Linked DNA regions of Homo sapiens: region 2 is linked to region 1. A link is a loop called in an ENCODE intact Hi-C map of the cell type or tissue named here. Cell type or tissue: K562. All regions are shown on one strand.

Region 1 (2,500 bases):
GAGGAAGAGTGTATCCTGGGTCATAAGTGAAAGTTTTTGATTTCATAAAGTCAAGAGCCCAGAATGTTATGTTAGAAGAAAACATTTCCTTTTAGAACTTTAAGATAAAGCGTTTTTAGCAGCAGGCCACAACATCAGTTAGAACCTAAGGAAAAAAGGTTACAGGAGCTGATGAAAGAGTTGAAGAAGAAAGTTATTATCTCAGGCCTTCTCAAAGGGTAAACAAAGCTAAACACAGTGAGATGCAATAAAAGAACTTTTGGGTTTAAAAATTTAAAATCTCTTGTAATTTTATTAAAAATAAATCAGTACCTTTTAATATCTTTTATTAAGAGTAAATCAATTTCCTTTTAATTATAGCCAACTTGATCACATAGGTTTTTTTCATAAATTCACTTTTTACAAACCCTATTACAATTTACACAAACCATTTATGACATGTTTGGACTTCCTGTTTTATCCTAAACATTCTTTTTTCTTAAATAACCAGGCATTTTATTTTAGGGCAAAAAATGTATAATACAAAATTGTTTCTCATATAAAATTATATTCCTTTTAATACCTCTTTATATTTACAACTTTCTTGTCATCTCTCTTACTTAATGGTTCCTTTACCTTGTTTTATAAATAACCTTTAAATAACCTTTGAAGTAGACAAAATTTTTTTTTTAATAAGGACCCATTATTTTTTAGAAAAATGTTTTCCTGTAATTTTTTTAAAATATTGGAAAGACCCATTTAATTAATATTTATTATTAATTTAACTTTAGATTCTAAATTATATGACAAGTTTTTATAAGCATTTATTCCATTATACTTACCTAATTAATTTCTTAATATTTTACCTAGATTCGTTATGAAAACTATGATAATCATTTAAAGTTATTTCCCTATTATCCATTTTTATAGCCTATGGATTTCAGGTGTTTATCTAAGTAAGAACCTTAAGGTTAAATAAATAGGTGGTGGGGGAGTTGCCAATAATTCAAGATTTAGTTGTTTTAGTTAAACCAATTGAAACCAGCCTTGTTGTCTGGGGTGTCACCGAAAGTTCTTGGTCTCATGGCTGAGGAAATCAAGGACCTGGACACTCCAAAGGTGAAGTTAGAGCAGAATTTTAATAAGCAAAAGGAAGAAAGCTCTCTGGCACCAAGAGGGGTCCTAGAAAAATGGGTTGCCATTTTACAGTGAAATGCAAAGGTTTTTATAGACAAACTGGTGGGGAGGTGTGTTTCATTTATATACTGCACAAAAAAAATCAGGAGTAGGTGTTTCATTTGCATATGGCACAAATTTCTGACAGTCTTCACCCCAACCTTTCTAGTGCACATGTGGGCTCCTTAGTCTGAGTTACTCCATCTTGCTTATCTCTTCCTACTGCGTATGTGTGGAAAAAAAAAAAAGAGGAGAGGGTCAGAACCCTCTGTGGTGGATGTGCCTGGTCCAGGGTCGCTCTTCTTATCAGTGCTGCTGCAGGCACTTCCCCTGTGCAAGCCTCCTTGTCTGAGCATTTCCAAGAAGGGAGAGGAATGTGCTCTACTTGGGCTCAATATATATCAGCAAAACTTGTTGATTACATACGAGGTCCCATTCTGTGTTAGAACTTGCCTTCCTTATCTGTGTTTGCAGCCTGATCTTTCAGGCTGCTCTTTGCTAAAAGAGAAATGACTTGTTGGGCTGCTTTTTGTTAGAAGAGAAGCTGCTTTTTGTTGGAAGGGAATTCTACTGAGGACTCTAGCCCTAACTATCTGCCTAGTTGATTTCTTTCTCTCTTCTCTCTCACAATAATATTAAATTTCTTATTTATCAAAAAATTATATAAGATAAAATTCTCTTTGGGGCTACATTTACAGCTTTATAACTCATGCTAAATCTTGATACCTCATAATATTTAGCAGAGATAAATAGAAAACTTCCTAGCTAATAAATCTAAACAATAATGTAGGCTGACAATTCTGAAGACATTTCTAATTTTATTTTACCAATAACTTTAAAGCCAGCTTGTTTATTTGCAATTTACTTATGTCACGTGAACTTGCAAAGCATTTTGGCTCATTTACTTAATTCCTGAGTAGTCCTTTATTTCTAATCCAATTTGGTACCTTGTGGCCACAACACGTAACAAAACACATGTATGTACACCTTAACTCACCTAAGCATGCATACACATATGTACAGATAAACACATCTAAGCACATACACATACTCGTACAAATAAAGATCCTATAGCTTTTACTTCAGAACTCTACTCATGAGATATTAATACAAACTTACCAGTTTACCACAAATGGTTGGATGCAAATAGTGTTTTTTTTCTCAACACCAGTAGAAAGGTCCTTCAAATTGGAAAAAAAAAGTACATTTTCTTAAGCAAAAATCACATCCTCATTGTTTTTTTTGCAAACTTCACCAAAACCGCATCTTATTCTCCTACTATTCTAACTCTCAGTAACCCTAATTCCCAGAGAAAACATAGGATTACTTAATTTAACATAACATG
Region 2 (2,500 bases), 240 kb after region 1:
TTTTCAGTCTATCAACCCTATTTAGTGAGATCGTTAGAGAAACTATAAGACTATATAATAATGATGAGAGCTACAAACACCTAATATTGCATGTTCAATGCTATTCTGTACTTTGACCGGCCTGTTCTACAGCAGAAATATCAATAGATAAGAATACTGTTAAGAAATAAGAAAAAAGTTAAAAAATGTAGCAAAGTGGCAAAAAGTTGTGGCCCACAAACCCGCGCATGCTTAATCTGTATTGACAACGTTGGGAGAGGCAATGACCATAGGCCCTGAGTGTCCCTGCACATTCTTGCTGAATATGCCAAGAGTACAAGATGCTGATCATTTTTCACCATGCCATTTGGGTAACATTTCCGACCAAACAAAGAGCAGGCTTGTTTCCACTTACTATAAAAGTAATACATTTTCGCTGGGCGCGGTGGCTCATGCCTGTAATCCCAGCACTTTGGGAGGCTGAGACAGGTGGATCACAAGGTCAGGAGATCGAGACCATCCTGGCTAACACAGTGAAACCCCTTCTCTACTAAAAAATACAAAAAATTAGCCAGGCGTGGTGGCAGGCGCCTGTAGTCCCAGCTACTCGGGAGGCTGAGGCAGGAGAATGGTGTGATCCCGGGAGGTGGAGCTTGCAGTGAGCCAAGATCGTGCCACTGCACTCCAGCCTGGGCGACAGAGCGAGACTCCGTCTCAAAAAAAAGTAATACATTTTCCAAGCTCAGTGTTCCTCTTCTGTAACACAGCCCATTGTGTGTGAATACATCCATTATGGATCCTTTGACTTGCCCTCAGCATAATCATAGGGCATGGGGAACCAATGCGAACAAATGCGACACTCAGGTACTGCCTTTGTTCTTTAATTCTGATCCAGGAATCTTCTGTCTATTGTCAACATCATAAAACCGGAAGGCTAGCTTGTTAGCTTGCCAAGTAGGGTAAAAATCTCAGACCCCGCAAAGTTCATGAAGGTAAATGCATTTCTTTATCCACTGTCTATAAAAAACTAACCATCCTGCAGAGCCTAGGCACTCTAATAATCAGAGATTATGATTCTCCTGACCCTTAATTATACCTTTGTGATCTCAAAATCCTAAATAAAATTATGATCTTCTTTCCATTCATAATTTTAAGAATTACATGGATAACTAAATAAGGGCATTAAAGACCTCAGGTTTCAAAGGTCTTGAGAATGGCAATGGTCTAGTGTAATAAAGAGAGGACCAGTTCAGTGAACTAGTGGGATTTCTAGAATAAATGAGGTTTCCCGATAACCATCAGGGCCAACCATACAGAGGTTAAGACACAGATCAAACTTGTCTTTGCTCCTTGGTTCCCACTTCCCTTTCTGTTATTTTTTTTCCTGAGTTTATAATGGTAACCTGGACTCTCTTTATTTGTCTGTGGAAAATGAATTAATAAATGACTTTCCTAGTAAGGACTTCTTGGCAATGTACTATTAGTCTCAATAGCATGAAATTTCAGATTGTGGAGGCAGCATGGGCTCTCAAATACCAAGAAACATATTCTACTCACACATAAGAAAAACCCTAACTATAAAATGAACAGATAATAGATTTAAAAAATAAGATTTAAGTTTGCCTGTTATAATGTTTACCTATTTAAAATCACACATATATCAGCCTTCCAAAAACATAGAAATCATAAAAATCATTAATAGTTTACACTGTACTTTACCTATGTAAAGCTTTAAAATGTGTAGAGTCATTAGAATCCAATTCCTTATTTAATCTCGAATAATCAATGGAAGATGTCAAGCCTTTCTCAAGCCTGGCAAAAAATTGTTCTTTCTCCTCTTGTTCTTCTAATGTGTCCAATCCCACTCCGAGACTACTATGGTTGAGCTCAGAAACTACTAGTTCTAAATGGAAAGCACAAATATATTTTAGTAATATACAGAATTTTGAAAACATTGATTTGAATGATGCATTTATTGACATTATGTAGTAAATTTTAAAAATTTTACAAATATTTACTCTCACTCACCAAATATGAATTCATATTAATAATACGTAAGGTTTAAAGCTTCTCTAGAATAATTCTAAACCTCTAGGAAGATATTAAATCTGTCTACATGCTTCAGTAAAGGAGGCTTCAAGATAATTTTTGTAATTCTGAATATAAGCATAACAATTAATAATTTACCAACTCATATCCCTTGCATTTCTTACCATTTGTTTCTAAGCTATCAGTACTTAAGAGAGAGGTTCCACTGCTCTTAAGAAATTGAATCTTTTCAGCAGACTCCTCTTCTATTTCCATAACAGGCTGAGAAGTCTTCTTTGTTTTCAAATAGCTCACATTTGTTCCAAGAAGTCCTAGGTACACAATTTAATACAGATGAAGATTTATGTTCAAAGAATTGTTTTGGCCACTATGACAACACAATAATAATGTTATGCTAATTTTGTGCACAGTAGCTATAAAATAAATCTGCTCTATTAAATAAAAATCCATCAGACCTAACACTCACAAAAGA

What was found. A loop is a pair of places that touch in the nucleus more often than their neighbours do. Peaks named below come from ENCODE experiments on the same cell type or tissue, not always from the same donor. Only the 100,000 strongest peaks of a DNase experiment are listed, where the experiment ranks them.
Region 2: a loop joins it to region 1, with 2.6 times the contacts of the local background. A loop is called at or near these places in 2 of 110 quality-filtered maps.

The regions. Positions count from the first base shown.
Region 1 is chr6:83,973,307-83,975,806 of GRCh38, forward strand. No RefSeq gene overlaps it. Among named protein-coding and RNA genes, the nearest start is that of LINC02857, 46 kb to the right of the region's middle. RefSeq lists a cis regulatory region at 1,145-1,750. In K562, no CTCF peak of the experiment used is centred here; a DNase peak (open chromatin) is centred at 1,445.
Region 2 is chr6:84,213,584-84,216,083 of GRCh38, forward strand. CEP162 (centrosomal protein 162) reads right to left here. Exons shown (of 27, transcript NM_014895.4): 4 at 2,193-2,339; 5 at 1,699-1,882. Among named protein-coding and RNA genes, the nearest start is that of CEP162, 13 kb to the right of the region's middle. In K562, no CTCF peak of the experiment used is centred here; no DNase peak of the experiment used is centred here.